3 separate regions of the Homo sapiens genome follow, and all the other regions are linked to region 1. Evidence: read pairs that join two places in POLR2A ChIA-PET (ENCODE). Cell type or tissue: Panc1. All regions are shown on one strand. Region 1 has its middle 7.5 kb from the start of MDGA1. Region 2 overlaps LINC02520 (long intergenic non-protein coding RNA 2520). Region 3 holds the start of LINC02520 (long intergenic non-protein coding RNA 2520).

Region 1 (5,000 bases):
GGGGAAGAACGCAAAGGAGACAGGAGTCCCTCTCCCACTTCTGGCCACTATGTCACGACTACACCCTGACTCATTATGTGACCTTCCCCTTTTGGCCTCTGGATTCTCATTTCCACAATAAGCACATGTGCCTGGACCACCTCTGAGACTGCTCCCAGCACTAGACTCCAAAGCCTTGTGAGCTCTCTCCAAGGCCTGATATCTGGAGCCATCATTTCCCAAGTGAGGGTCACCTGGGCTTCCTTTGTCTACACTAATGTTGGAAAAGGGGAGGTTTTGTTTAATTTTTTTGAGTTGATGGTTCAGTAGATCACAAGTAATTTTGTTTTATACTGATTTGAGAAATTTATGGTCTTCCCACTCTGAGCAGGTGTAAGGGACACTGGTTTACCAGGCTCTGCTTCCCCACTGGGGTGGGTCTGGGAAGAAGCAAATGGGCTGGAAAAGTGGAGTTCTTTTGACTCTTCATTAACTTAACAAATATTCATGGACCCAAGCATTGTGTCTATATAATCCTGGGCACCCCATTGTGCTGGAGGCATCCAACAGCTAAAGACACAGCCCTGCGCTCAGGTAGCCCAAGTCTGATAGAGGAGACAGCCCTGGCCCTAAGGGCCCGTAGTCTGATGGGGGAAGACTGCTATTACAGGGTTACAGATCCTGGAATACAAATGGAGCCAGGCTATAGATCTAGGGACAGATAGATATACTATAACAGCAACCAAGTGTTCACTACATGGGTAAAAGTGAAGAGGATGGAGAACTAGGAAGGCACTGGCTGGTTACTCTGATTTCTAGGCTCTTACTGAACATTTTGTTTTTTTTGTTTTTTTTGTTTTTGAGACAAGATCTCACTCTGTTGTCCAGGCTGGAGTGCAGTGGTGCAGTCAGAGATCACTGCAGCCTCAAATCCCCAGGCTCAAGTGGTCCTCCCACCTCAGGCAACCAGGCTTGAAAAAAAAAAAAATTTAGCCTCCTGAGTAGCTGGGATTACAGGCACCCACCACCATGCCTGGCTAATATATATATGTATATATATTGCATTTTTAATAGAGACAGAGTTTCACCATGTTGGCCAAGCTGGTCTCGAACTCCTGACTTCAGGTGATCCCCCCGTCTTGGCCCCTAACCTTTCTTCAAGCCTGGTTGCCTGCAGCTTTCCAAATTTCAGCCAAACCCAAGGGAAGTAGTCTGTGTTTTACTTGGGTATTTTCTCCTAATGCAAATGTCTTTCTGGGCTCCTGGGAAAGAGGCCTGTTTGAAGGAAATACTGTTAAGCTGGCATGCAGCCGTTGGCACCCACAGGGAAGAGCACCCTCTCTCTGGAAGCCAGGCTCCACCCCAGCAAGAAGTCCCAGCCCCATCTGACTCCACTGACCTCCCCTAGGGAGGTATCTCTGACTAAGCAGACTACAGGGCACCTAGAGATCAGCTCCTCTCCAAAGGCCCCACCTGCTACTCTGGCCTCATGAATGACACCCCTCCACCCCAGGCTTAGAGTGGGCATTCGTTCTCTGTGCTTTGTTTCCATGTGTGCTGTGAGCTCAAGGGTAGAGTGAGTGTCCTGCTCATGTCTGGACTGCTCACAGTACCCAGTGCCAAGCTGAGCACACAGTAGTTATTTGATTTATGCTCATTAAAATGAACTGTGGCAGGGTGTGGTGGCTCACGCCTGAGTTCCCAACACTTTGGGAGGCCAAGGTGGAAGGACTGCTTGAGTTCAGGAGTTTGAGACCAGCTTGGGCAACACAGTAAAACCTTATCTCTAAAAAAAAAAAAAAAAAAAAAAAAAAAAGTCAGAAAATTAGCCAGGCATGGCGTCATGCGCCTGTGGTCCCAGCTACTTGGGAGGCTGAGATGGGAGGTTCCCTTGAGCCCAGGAGGTCAAGGCTGCAGTGAGCCATGATCACACCACTGCACTCAGCCTGGGTGACAGAGTGAGATCCTGTCTCAAAAAAATAAATAAAAATAAAATAAAATGAGCTGAGTTGGTTACACTGACTAACTCAAACAAAAGTAGGCTTTGGGCAAGACCTAAATTACCAGGATAACGGAGGCCCAAATTATCCAGACAATATGTAGATTACGGACAAATACAAATAATGAAGATCGAAGACATGTTTGAGTTATGTACAGGCTGAAGGAAAACTGATTCTCGGGGAAGGGAAGCAGGCAGGTGAGGCCCAGGGTTTCTGGGAAACCCCTGTGTAAACAGTGGCAGGGGGTTAGCAACCCCCACTGCTGCTTCCTTCTGAGATGCTGTCTGGGAGGAGAGGTCTGAATCAGGTGCGTTCCTAGAGGCATGGGGGCTCTGCCAGGCTGAGGGTGGCTCTGTCCTCAGGCATCTGCTCCCAGGCCTCAGCAGCCCCAGTGGAACGCATCAAGTTTCGCTGAGCTGGTCTTTCTAACTTTCTCCCCGGCAGCTCCGCGGGAAGCAGGATCAAATGTTCTCCAGCCTGAAAAGCCCGGCTGGGGTGTGAGGAGAAAGGAGAAGGGGAGGAGGGGCGGCCAATCTGCGGTATTGGAAGGGGAGGGGCCGGGGCCGGGCCCCAGGGACAGGCCTCGTGACTCTCCTTGCTCCCTTTCTGTTTAACCCTCCCAGCCAATTCTTTTTCCTTTAGCCATTAGCTCTTTTTGATCCACGTAAAAGGGGGTGGGGGGCGGGAAATCTGGCGTGGACTTGGAGGCGTTCAGCACACCCGCGACCGCTGCGTGGCATAAACTACAGGGGGCGCCATTCACATAGGATACGACAGACATGGCGCCCGCCCCCTCCGCCCCCCCAGTACAACGTGGGGGCCCTGCTGCCACGCCCTCGGGTCTGACCTGACCCCAGGACAAGCTGGCGGGTCATCCTACCCTGTACCTCACTTCCCTCGCTCCTTCTCTTCCCAACCCACCCCCAAGCCCCCGCCGCCAACTCCTGTCTTGGCCCCTCACCCTCCAGGTCGCTCTTGTTCTGGCCCCCACTCCTGCAGGCCACGCTGCGGATGGTTCAGAGAGAGACGGGGGCGGGGGAAGGAGCCATCGGGCCTTCTCCTGCGCATGCTCGCTGTGAGACGAGCGCTGTGAGCCCTGGGGACTCGCTGCCCTTTTGATTAACTCGTCTTATTACGTGGCTCTCCCGGCTCTCCTTGGGGACCCTCCATGCCCACCATCCCAGGGGGCCTTTGGGATCCATGCCTGGCACGGGCTTGGAAGGAATCCCCAGGCACCGGCCCACTCAGTCACTAAAGGATGATCCGGCCTGCCCATCTGTCCCCCTTTTCATCCTCTAACCCAAGGTTTATCTGAAGGAGCGTGCTACAATTCATAAGCATCAAATGCCCATAATAAAGGCCATTTGCTTTCATGACCACCTTTGTCATCTTCATTTTAGAGGGGCAACTGAGGAACAGAGAGGTTCAGTCACAGATAGCTAGTAAGTTGTGTTCAATCGAACTAGAGAATCTGGCTCCAGAGTCAGAGTCTATACTCTTCACCACTACTTGGTGCTGCGTCTCACGAAGAAGTGGGGCCAAAAACTGGCACACTAGAGCTGCGCTGGCCAAGGCATAGCTACTGGTAGATATTTATGTCAGTTTCTCAGTCACGCTGGCCACATTTCAAGTGCTCACAGTCACACTAGTGGTTACCGTGTTGGACAACAAAGATATACAACATTACCCTCATCACAGGAGTTTTATTGGACAGCAGTGCTCAGAAGTCCTTAATTTTTATCCCAGCACTACTGCTTACTAGCTGAGCGACCATGGCCGGTTACCTAACCTCTCTGTATCTCAGGTTCCATAAGAATGGTGCAAGGCCAGGCATGGTGCCTCATGCCTGTAATCCCAGCACCTTGGAAGCCTGAGGTGGGAGGATTGCTTGAGCCCAGGAGTTCAAGACCAGCCTGGGCAACATAAGGACACCTCATCTCTGTGAATCAAAAATTTAAGAAAACTAGCCAGGCATGGTGGCACGCACCTGTAGTGCCAGCTACGTGGGAGGCTGAGGCAGGAGAATCCCTTGAGCAGGTCAAGGCTGCAGTGAACCATGATCAAGTCACTGCATTCCAGCCTGGGCAACAGAGTGAGACCCTGTCTCAAAACAAGAAAGTGCCAACCTCATAGGGCTGTTAGAAGGATTAAATGAGAAAATGTATATGAAATGTGCTAGGCATAGTGCCTGGCATATAGTAAGCATACTAAACATTATTATTTTGTTAGGAATCATAAGCCAGTCCTTTATTTAACAAAGTGGGTAGCTAAAGACCAGAGAAACTAAGGAACTGCCTCAAAGCCACACAGCAAATTAAATGCCAGAAGCTGAGGCTCCTCATTCTTTTTTCTCCACCACATGACCTAATGATATCACTACAGCCAATAAATGACTTCCGAATTTGGCCCTCTCGAAAATGTTGTAAGGTGGTTAAATGAGGTTTCATCAACCTTACTGTACAGATTAAGAAACTGATGGGCCCGGTGCAGTGGCTCATGCCTGTAATCTCAGCACTTGGGAGGCTGCGGTGGGGAGGCAATTAGAAGTCAGCTGAGGGCAATGAAGTTAGGATGAGGGGACAGAGGCTGGGTACCAACCCATCCTACTAGAGCGGATATGACATGACCCGTTTATTGTGTCTTACCCACAAAATGGAGCTTCTGTCAGGGAGGATCTTTGTCATGTTCACTGCTATATCCCGCATAGCTTAAAGGGTGCCTGGTAATCAAGAAATGGTTGTTGACTGAGTAGATGCCCATTTTTCAGATAAAGATGGTAAGGCTCAGAGATGTGAAGGACTGTGCCCAAGATTGGATTTATTCATACGAGAGGAATTTACTGAGCATCTACTTTGGGTCCACATGTCGAGTCTCTCTGACTCCAATTCCTGGGCTTCCCTTCAATACCTCCCATCTCCAACCCGCATTCTACAAAGGGGAAGGTAGGGCTGCCCTGACTCCATCCTATTCCCCCGGCACGTAAGTGCTTCTCTGTCTTTGGTTGACCTGGCAAGGAGAGGC
Region 2 (5,000 bases), 170 kb before region 1:
GCAGCTTGGCCCGGGAGGCGTGCATTATTTACCAGGGAGGCTGTCCGTACTGCGCACCAGAGCTGACAGCGCTCCGCGGGGTCCCTCCTGTCCCTACAGCCCCGCCTTCGCCCGCGGTGCGGGGTCTGGAGGCAGTGGGGCGGGGGCAGGGGGTCACTGGAGCAGCCCCGCTCTCTCGGAGTGACCGTTTCCTGAACGCAATATAGCCCGGAGAGGACCCAGTGGCGGAAGCGGCAGCTGGCGATGAGGTTGGGGGTTAGTAGGTGGGAACAAGTGCTGAGCCCGCAGCTCCTCCTGGCTCTTAAGGACACCCAGACCCTCCTTAGCCGGCCTATAAGGGCCCTTGTTGCGCGCGCGCAGGGACCCACACAGGGCCTGCCCAGGGGTGCAAGGCTGGTCCCTGGCCCCTGGCCAACTGTTAAAACGGCTAGCAGCCGGCTAACCCCACCGGCAGGCTCCAGGATTTAGCCTGTGGCGGCTGGTGGCGGAGATGGAGGGAACTCAGGCTACCCTCTTCCTCGGGCCCTGGAAGCTGCGTGCGCCTCAGCTGAGGCCTGATTTCGCCGTGGCTGGGGGCTGGGGCCGGAGTTGGGCCCGGCTTCTCTCCGGCTCCCCCATTACGGTTTGGCATCAGCATCTAGATTGCAGGTTACTTCTGCTTTTATCCAAAGCGGTCCTTAAGGGAGATGGAGTTCTGATTGAAATCCAGTCAATTGGCGCCGTGGCTCAGAGGGCCCAGCGTGAGCACACTTGTAGGGAAATTGCCCTGGGTCTGAGAGGAGGGGCAGGGGTGGGGGAGGGAACAGGACCCGCAGGCCTGCTCTGGAGCCTGTGAACGCGCTGCTGCGAGGACTTTAGCGGATGCGCTCAGGTCGGTATCCGCGGGAGTCCTGGAGGGAAATCCGCTCTCCTTCTCCAGCTCCCTGGGATTGATGGAACCAGAAACCTCAAGCAAGGGATCCCCAGAGGTCACTGCGTCCAGTCTCCAGCCTCAGACAGTGTCTGGGTAGTGGAGGAGGGGCCGAGTCTGTGGGACCGAGCTGTCTGCTTTGGTGGGTGAAGGAGGGTGGACTTCTGGGGTCTGGGTTGAGATGTGGATTAGTTCCAGGACTAGTTCCTGTTACTCGTAGGCGGGGAGAGGTCATGGTCCCTGCTGAACACATCTGGCTGTGTTCAGTCCTGAACTGCCCTGGGCTCCTCAGCAGTGTGCACAGGGGTCTGGCCTCCAAATTTCTTGTTAACAGCCCATCAGGAGCTGGAGGAGCTGGCCTGGCCTTCAAGGTGTGGAGGGGTTCCTGGAAGGAAGCAGATGGGCACACGGAGGAGAAGAATGACAAATCCATGCTTCCCCAATGCTGGGGAGAGAATATGGTGGTGGGGAGGAAGCATGGAGACCAGAAGCATTCCCGGGAATGCTTCTGGAAGTATCCCAGAAATGTCAAGAGCTCATTCTGCCAGCTCTTCCGGGGCCAGCAAAGAACATACATATCATTTCTCCATCCACTTTGGGACCTGCCTGAGATGAACATATGTTTTAAAAGGAATCCCAATTGCTGCAGGAGCAGATGGTGCTACAGGGGCAGGCAAGGGCAGGAGAAAGGATACTGGCTGGCAGTAGGGTAGGAGTCCTGGGCTCTGCCTCGCCCCTTCCTCTTACCAGCCGTGTGAGCTGTGTGGCTGCGGGCAAGTCACTCCCCGGCTCTGTGCTGCCCCATTTTCCTTGTGAAGAATGAGTGGGTCCCCTGTAGCATGCAGGATGAGCTGAGGCCTCACTCCCCTGCGGTGGAGAGGACAGAACACTCTCTCCATCAGCAGGGAAGACAGATTTTCCTATTTATTAGCCTGTTCAGCTGGCAGACACAGGGACTGTCCTCTAGGCCATGGGGTGGGGAAGAGGGGGACAGAGCCCCACACCAGCCCCCGCTGTGTCCATCCTCTGCCTGTGGCTGTTTGCCTGATTGATTTGTTTGGTGGCCTCCCTGGCTGGGATTGGGTCCCTGTGTCCTCCTGCACATTTGCCTCTGGTCCCTCTCTGTGTGGTCAGGAGGGGGAGCTCTAGGTGTAGGGGCGGAAGAGACTGGAACATCTATCCATCACGGACTGACTCTTGGGCTTGGTAAGGATCCTAACAACCACCGGGTCCACCTGCCACCTTGTGCTCCGGGCCCCTCCCCAGAAGCTCCCCCTGCAGTGGGAGGCTCACTGCCTCTCGCTGAGCCACTCCCAGAAAGTTCACCCTTTTCTGGATCCCAAGTCGAGTCCCTTGTGTCATCTCTCATTCATCCTAGCTCTTCTTGTTGGCCTAGGTGTGAACTCCATGCCTACAGGACCACCCTTCAGATATTTCAGGGCAGCGATCTTGTTCATCCCCTACTCCACCTTCTTGGGGCAAAACCTGCCTAGTATCCTCCCTGCTGCTTCCCAGTCCCCTCACACTCTAGCTCTGACAAGAAGTGATTGAGCTTCCAGTCAGATGTCAGAGGCCCTGGTCTCCAGGGAGCTTCTAGTCTGGGAGATAGTCTTCCTAGGACCTAAAGAATGAATAACAAAATCACACAGGCATTTGGGACTGTTGGATTTCCAACTGGTATGGCTGCTGGTCTGGAAACCTCCTCAGAGGTGAGTGGGTTTAGTCGTCTTCCATGTAGAGAAGTCTTCCTGTTCTCTCTGAAACAGCTATGCTCCCCCTCCTCAGAGACTGTGGGACTACTGGGTGCTCCGATGGCGCTGGTGCCTGCTCCGGAGAGAAGTGGGAGAGAATACTTTCCAGTTCTTCCCACCTCCATCCCCATCCATCCTGGTGTGGGTACCACAGAAACCTGAGGTCCAGGGGGAAGCTTTCCACAGTGGGACCACCTCAGTGTCTTCGGTCCCCAGGGCACCTACTTTTTCTCCTGACTTCCAGAAGATGTTCCCAGAGGGGCTGGTCTACGCTGCAAGAGTGGGCCCGCCACATCTAGGCCTCCACCCCGCCCCCAGCTCTTAATTTATTATTAACTCTGGAACTGACTTTGAAATTATGGAAGGCCATGTTGTTTCTTTCCTCTGCATCTCTTATGGTCCCCAAGGGGAGGCGAGCTGAGAGTGCCAGATACACAAATATGCAGCGAAAACCCTGTGGATTTTTGGTTCTAGCAAGGGGAAGGAAATTAGCTGTAATAAGCTGCTGTCGCCTCACTGGAAAGCCTCCAGCACAGACCCTCGGAGGGGCTCCTGGGCCCCCTTCCTCTGCTCTCCCCACTTCCCGGCTGCATGGCTGAAGATCTCTGTCTTCAGCTTCCCCTGCAGGGGAGTGGCCTCCTCCCCACCCAGTCCTGTGACATCACTGATGGAGATGATCAATATCCCGGGCCTGTGAGGAGGAGGAGGAGGAGGAGACTGCAGGCACACAGAGAAGTGGTCTCTGGCCTCTTCCCAAGCCATTAGCTTGAATGGTGGTAGGAGAGGCAGGTGGGAGTCAATTTCCATTCTCCTAGAATTACTGGAAGGCAGAGGGTTATTTGGAAGTTTCTGAAAGGTGTGAGGTATTCATTGGCCCTCACACAAAAGGATCAGTAGGCTCTGGTCTTTCCTTTTTCCTCTCCTGAGGAGAGCCAAGGGCTAAAACCCTTAAGTGACTACCCCACAGCAACAGCTGCACTTAGGCAGAAAATAGCCTGGGCTGTGACTGGAGCCCTGGAAGGAACTAGTTCTAGCCCTTTGCTGGCTAACTTGGCCCATCCTGATCTGGCATTGGGCTTCTCTCTGGCTTCTAATGCAAAGAACATAACTCAATCAAATGGCAGATATGATGTTAAGCATTCATTGAATTGAGTGGTTAAGTTCCCCCATAACTTGCTGTGTGACCTCTGGTGAGTCACCTAACCTCTCTGGGCTTCACATACTTTATATGTAAAAGGAGAGCAGGAGTGAGATGAGTGCACCATTTCTAAGACCCAGGAGTAATCATGCTGGGACACATGTTTTATAACCGTGGCCCAAACGCTCTTTCCTTCATGTCCACCAGCCAAAATGTTGGGCCTCACTTGCCGGTAATGCTATTACATGGAAGGTTTTACGGCCAACAGGACAGTCATGAGCTTTCACTACTAATAATTATCTTTGTGATTTAAAATTTTAGCAATAAGATGGATTCTTACCAATATTACTATGTATTAGTCTGTTTTCACATTGCTGTAAAGAACTACCTGACACTAGGCAGTTAATAAAGAGAAGAGGTTTCATTGACTCACAGTTCAGCGGGCTGTATAGGAAACATGGCTGGGAGGCCTCAGGAAGGTGCATGGGAAGCAAGCACCTCTTTACATGGTGGCAGGAGAGAAAGGGCAAAGGGGAAGTGCCACACACTTTTAACCAACCAGATCTCATGAGCCAGCACTAGGGGGATGGTACTAAACCACTAGAAACCACCCTCATGATCCAATCACCTCCCACCAGGCCCCACCTCCAACACTCGGGATCACGTTTCAACATGAGATTTGGGTGGGGACACAGAGCCAAACCATACCATACCGTATATTTTTACTTTTTAAAAAACTTCCTAAGATTTTTCCCTTGGAGAGACAACAGGCTGTAAGAGTGAAGAGTGTGAGCCCAGGAGTCTGTCTGCCTGGATTTGAATCCTGGCTCTGCCACCTACCAGCTTTGTTATCTTGAGGGTGTCCCTTCACTTCTCTGTGCCTCCGTGTCCTCATCTATAAAGTGAGAAAAATGGCTGGGCGTGGCGGTTCAGGCCTGTAATCCCAGCGCTTTGAGAGGCTGAGACGGGTGGATCACCTGAAGTCAGTTCGAGACCAGCTTGGCCAACATAGTGAAACCCCGTCTCTCCTAAAAATACTGTAGTCCCAGCTACGGGAAGCTGAGGCAGGAGAATTGCTTAAGCCCAGGAGGTGGAGGTTGCAAGGAGCCGAGATTGCGCCACTGCACACCAGCCTGGCTGACAGAGATTCCATCTCAACAACAACAACGACAACAAAAAGCAGCGGGGAAAATAATACAAC
Region 3 (5,000 bases), 200 kb before region 1:
CATGAAATGATGGGCAATCTGTTGTCTGTCTTCCTGAAGAGCCTCGTGTTTTCCCAACCAAACCTTGTCCCACAGGTCTGATAATGGGAAGAAATGCTTGAAGTGGGGTTGGAATGAGAGTCTATGTGGGTTGTAGTGAAAGGGGAGGCTTTTAGAGGGAGATCAACCTGGATGCCAATCCCAGCTCTGCTTCTTAGCAGCCTGTGATGTGAGGCAAGATACTTCAGCCCCGTAAGCTTCAGCTTCCACATCTATAAAACAAGCACATCATACCAAACTCATAGGGCATTTGTGAGAAGTACTAAGTGGCGGGTGCTGTGGCTTGTGAGTGCCTAGGAGAGGCTCAGCAGGACTGATGAGGCTGCTGCCAGCTTGTCGTTATAGGGTTTTGTTTAGCAATTGTTGCCATGGGTATTTTTTGTTATTATTTTGTTTTCAGTTTCTATCAGCTTTGACACTATTGTATCTGTTGTTATAAATTTGGGGCAAATACTTGGGTGGTTTCCTGCTATCATGGGTGCATAGTTCACTGCAAAAAGGCAGCCCCTTGCAAACACAAGCGTTTCTCTGTAAACAGGAGATGCCCTCTCCACCTGTCTATGTGTCCTTCCTGCTGAGACCATCAATTACGGGTTTCCTTTGCCCCAGACATCGCAGACAATAGTGACCTGCGTGGTGTCAGGGAGGATGCAAGCACCCCAGGTACCCCACTGAGGTCCTTTCATCCCCCTGGCACATACAGAGACCCAGCCTGGATTCCCATGGAGGCTGTTTGCTGAGCCTTAGAGCAGCTTGACTTGCCTCCATGTTGGAAATTCTGCCCATGAGCAGATGGATTACTGTGGGCCAGCTGTCTGTCTGTCTGTCTTTATTACCCCAGGGAGCTGTGGTTCTGAACCTCCTATTGGGGGTTTTAGAACTAAGTGTTTCAGGAAAGTCGAATGCTGCATTGACAGACAGGAGAACTGGAGTCGTTCCTGGCTAGCCCAAGTTCTCACTGCATGACCTTGGGCAGGTCAAGCCTCCTCTTTGGCTCTTAATTTTGTCTGCTCAATGGGTACAGTGGGGAGAACGAGACAGTCACCCTAGGTTCCTGTTTTTCATGACCTTGTTATTTGTAAGACATAACGAGGAAGACATAAAGCTTCCTTGTTAGCTGTAAGGGAGACATATAAAGTAAGAACTAACGATTACCTCAAGATCTCTTTAATCTAGTTAGAGAGACAGACTGACAACATGAAATAGTGCATGCCAGACATCATATAATTAAATGCCAGCTGTCTGGTACTCACTGTTGATGCATTAGGAGTGCAGAAACAAGAGAATGGGGTGGGTATTTGGGGATGGCTTTGTGGAGGCTCTGGGTCCAGGAGGACAGATGAGATTGCGTCAGGCAAAGATGCAGGAGAGGGCATCCCAAGTGGGAACCCACAGGGCTTCCTGTGCCAAGGAGGGGCGCCCTTTCCAACTTTGCATGAAAGCAATTTATACGCTAGCCACATCCCTGACTTATTTGTCCTAGAGACCCTGGGAGACCATTTCCTCTATCCCATGCCTCCTTCTGGGTTTGCCTCAGCTGTGGGGCCCAGTGTTGGGTCCCCATCGCTGCCCAAAGGGAAGCTTTTCAGAGCAAGAATGAGGGAGAGTGGCATTGCTCACTGTCAGAAGCATTTCAGGCAGGAAATGAAGAATTTTTTAGGTGGCTAAAAATACTGTGAAAGCTGATTTATGTTTGCATTTTGTTCCAGGACAGCAGATTATAGCCCAAGTTCTGAGGCAAAGGCAGCAGCGCCTTTATGGCCTGCTTGGAACAGTTTTATGTCTTAGTGAGTTTTATACATTTCAGCTAAGCCAAGATGCTAGAACTTTTTTGTCCATATATTTCACTGGGGAAAACTCACATACCACTCCTTGCACCCAACCTCATGTTACCATGCAAAAAGAAAGAAAAGGAAGGAAGGAAGGGGAAAAGAATGTGCTTGCTATTTAGTTGGTATCCAGTTTTTAGTTAACGTAAATCAAATTGTAGACAGTGAATCCACATGAAACTGAATTAGACAGCCAGTGACATGAAAACCAAAGGATCTCTATATATTGTTGAATATGCAGACCACTCCACCCTGCAGCATCTTTTTTTTTTTTTTTTTTTTTTCTGTCTCACTCTGTCACCCAGGCTGGAGTGCATTGGTGCAATCTCAGCTTACTGCAACCTCCGCCTCCTGGGTTCCAGTGATTCTCCTGCTTCAGCCTCTCGAGTAGCTGGGATTACAGGCACCCACCACCACGCCTGGCTAATTTTTGTATTTTTAGTAGAGACGGGGTTTCACCATGTTGGCCAGGCCGGTCTCGAACTCCAGACCTCAGATGATCTGCCTGCCTCGGTCTCCCAAAGTACTGGGATTACAGGCATGAACCATCGAGTCTGGCCCACCCTGCGGTATCCTCTTGATGAGAAGAAATTTCTACCAGACATTGGTGCTGAGCTAAGCTCTGTGGCCTTTCCTGGCATGCTGATATTCTCTTATCCTATGACTACTGTATCTTTTGTAACTGATCATGTTTCCCACTTTGTTCATGAGAAAGCTCAGAACCAAACTTGTTCAGGGACTTTGAGCATAAGTTTCCAGGTACAAGAATTTTCCCTGGCTTTATTTGATTTTTCTACCCGTGTTTTCCCTCCGCTCTATCCCCTTACTATTTTTATCCCACTATATTGTGTGCATTTTGCTAAGCTACCTCAAATCCTTTTTTGAAACACAAAGGAGCATAAATAAATCAATAAATAGATCCTGTGTTTGTAAATATGGCACTTTGTTCTTTCTACAGCAGTGTTTGTATCCATTAACTCTGTGGGTCCTCACATACCTCTGTGAGGAAAGTAAGGCAGGCTCCATTGCCCCAATTTTCCAGACATGGAAAAGTTTGCAGAAGAGGATACTCACCCCCTCCCTCTGTATAAAAGACCATATGAGCCTTTCTGAAGAAAACGAGAGTAAGAAACTAACAGCCTATTAGGTGACTTCTTAGTAGATATAGATTGAGGAAGGAGAAAACCAAGGTTGCTCTTGCCAGTTGGAAAGGATACAAATTGAGGTGACCCAGGCTTCAGAGAGTCCCCCAGAGTTCACGTCGGTGTTGCCATCTCCCCCAACCACCCCACCTTCTTATAACAGATCCACTCCCACTGTTCACATGGGTGGCATATGATCTAAGCGGGGCAGCCAGTCATAGAACCACATGTCCCTAGCCATAGTGATTAGTTCAGAAGGGAGGACTCATGATCTGAGCTAGGCCAATAAGAATCCTTTCCTGAGATTTGTTTCACCTGTAGCTGGGAAAGGAAATCCCACCTTAGCTTTGGTTGCAGAGCAGCTGACGTGTGATCCTGGAACTGCTGGCAACAGTGTTCTCTTCCTGAGAAGAAGCTCATGGAGTATGAAAGAGGGCAGGCAGCCAGCACAGGGCAGCAGCAATGAGAGACAATGAGGAAGACTGCCCTGGGGGTGCTTGTTTGAAACTTGAATTCCAGGTGCCCTAGCCTCACTTTTGCCCCTCGGAGAGTGGAGGCCAACAAATTCCCTCTTTTGAGTGAGCTAATTTGATCTGAGTTACTTCATTTACAGCCCACAGATTTTTTGATTCATGTAGTTTTTAGACTGAAGGAATAAACCCAGAAGTTTGCTTCTCTGGTGTCCAAGTTTTGGTTTCCCACCTCTGTGGGTCTCAATGTTCAGCTTATCCGAGAGGTCTTAGGCCCTGGGAAGTAATAATAATAATGTGTCTATCTACAACTGGACCACAAACAAAAGTACTAGAACCTAGTTCAGAGCGTGGATCTGACTCTGCTCTTCATCAACTGTGTGACCTTGGGCAAGTTATTTAACCTCTGAGCCTCAGTTTCTTCATCTGTGAAACAGAGATCATAGTAGCAGCTACTTCATAAGGCTCTTGTGAGGATTATACATAATAACCCTTTTCAGCATATGACGCTATGCCTGGCATCTAGTTAGCACACCACAAATATAGTTCAATTATTATGGATAATTTTATACACAATATCCCTCAAACAGTTCTATGAATAAGGCAGAACACAGATTCTCATATCTGTCTGGGCAGCGAAGACTGTGATGCTTAGAGGGCCGTGACCCACTAGGTCACGTAATAAGTGGAAGAGTCTGGATTCTGGACACCAGAATCAAATCCGGAGTCCCCCCACTTTGGACTTTGCTTCTCAAATGGCATTGTGTTGGCAACTGTCAGAAGGCCAATTTAATAGCTTATAAAGGGCACTGTCCCTCCAGGGACAGTGTTTATTAGAGAAGTCAGATTCTGGCCAGAATGCTGCTTGGTGGGGACAGAAGATTGGCTCTGGAAAGATGTCCAGAGAAAAGACTGCTTAAGCTGAAGTCCCCAGGCACCCCTGGCCAGTGTCAGCACACCCTCCTTCTCCCCGTCTTCTCCCTCGCTGCCAGCTCCTTGTACCCGCACACTTTACATATGAGAATTCTAAAAGACAGACGGTCAGAACCAGAAGCTAATATAGGGATCACTGTAGTCCACTCAGCCTTTATTAAACAGGCATAGTAGATGTAATGATGAGCCAGACACAGATCAAATCTCTCATTTACAGATGAGAACTGCGAGTCTGGGAAGGAAGGTATCTTCCCTAAGGTCTACTGTGAATTAGTAACTGCGTTAGGCACCTTCTAGAGAATATCTGCCTAGCTCACAATAGGCCCCCTTTCCTGAGGTTTGTGTGATCCCACCTACCCAGTCACAGCTGATTCGATCAGAGGAACACACCTGACCAAAGCTGGGCCAATCAGATTTTAACTCCCAGGAATCTGACCCTAGGATGAGATGCTGATCATAGTTAGCCCAGGGAGGAAGGGGACAGAATGACAGCATGGTTATATCAATGGTCCAATTCTTGGTTCCAACCCTTGATTGTCCTTCGAGAGCACCACCCATTCCTTACAACACATCTCTCCGCTTCATTT

The links. Peaks named below come from ENCODE experiments on the same cell type or tissue, not always from the same donor. Only the 100,000 strongest peaks of a DNase experiment are listed, where the experiment ranks them.
Region 2: POLR2A ChIA-PET joins it to region 1 with 22 read pairs; 5 of 35 experiments call an interaction of 5 or more read pairs at or near these places.
Region 3: POLR2A ChIA-PET joins it to region 1 with 27 read pairs; 8 of 35 experiments call an interaction of 5 or more read pairs at or near these places.

Annotation. Positions count from the first base shown.
Region 1 is chr6:37,702,872-37,707,871 of GRCh38, forward strand. No RefSeq gene overlaps it. Among named protein-coding and RNA genes, the nearest start is that of MDGA1, 7.5 kb to the left of the region's middle. RefSeq lists a silencer at 2,705-2,964. In Panc1, a CTCF peak has its summit at 2,704 (motif pointing right); a DNase peak (open chromatin) is centred at 2,611; H3K4me3 peaks cover 784 bases.
Region 2 is chr6:37,536,273-37,541,272 of GRCh38, forward strand. LINC02520 (long intergenic non-protein coding RNA 2520) reads left to right here. Exons shown (of 4, transcript NR_126057.1): 4 at 1-8. Among named protein-coding and RNA genes, the nearest start is that of MIR4462, 17 kb to the right of the region's middle. RefSeq lists enhancers at 143-690, 1,736-1,965. In Panc1, CTCF peaks have their summits at 2,049 (motif pointing right) and 2,273; a DNase peak (open chromatin) is centred at 2,029; H3K27ac peaks cover 4,022 bases.
Region 3 is chr6:37,502,477-37,507,476 of GRCh38, forward strand. LINC02520 (long intergenic non-protein coding RNA 2520) reads left to right here and starts at 4,872. Exons shown (of 4, transcript NR_126057.1): 1 at 4,872-5,000. In Panc1, no CTCF peak of the experiment used is centred here; no DNase peak of the experiment used is centred here; H3K27ac peaks cover 2,629 bases.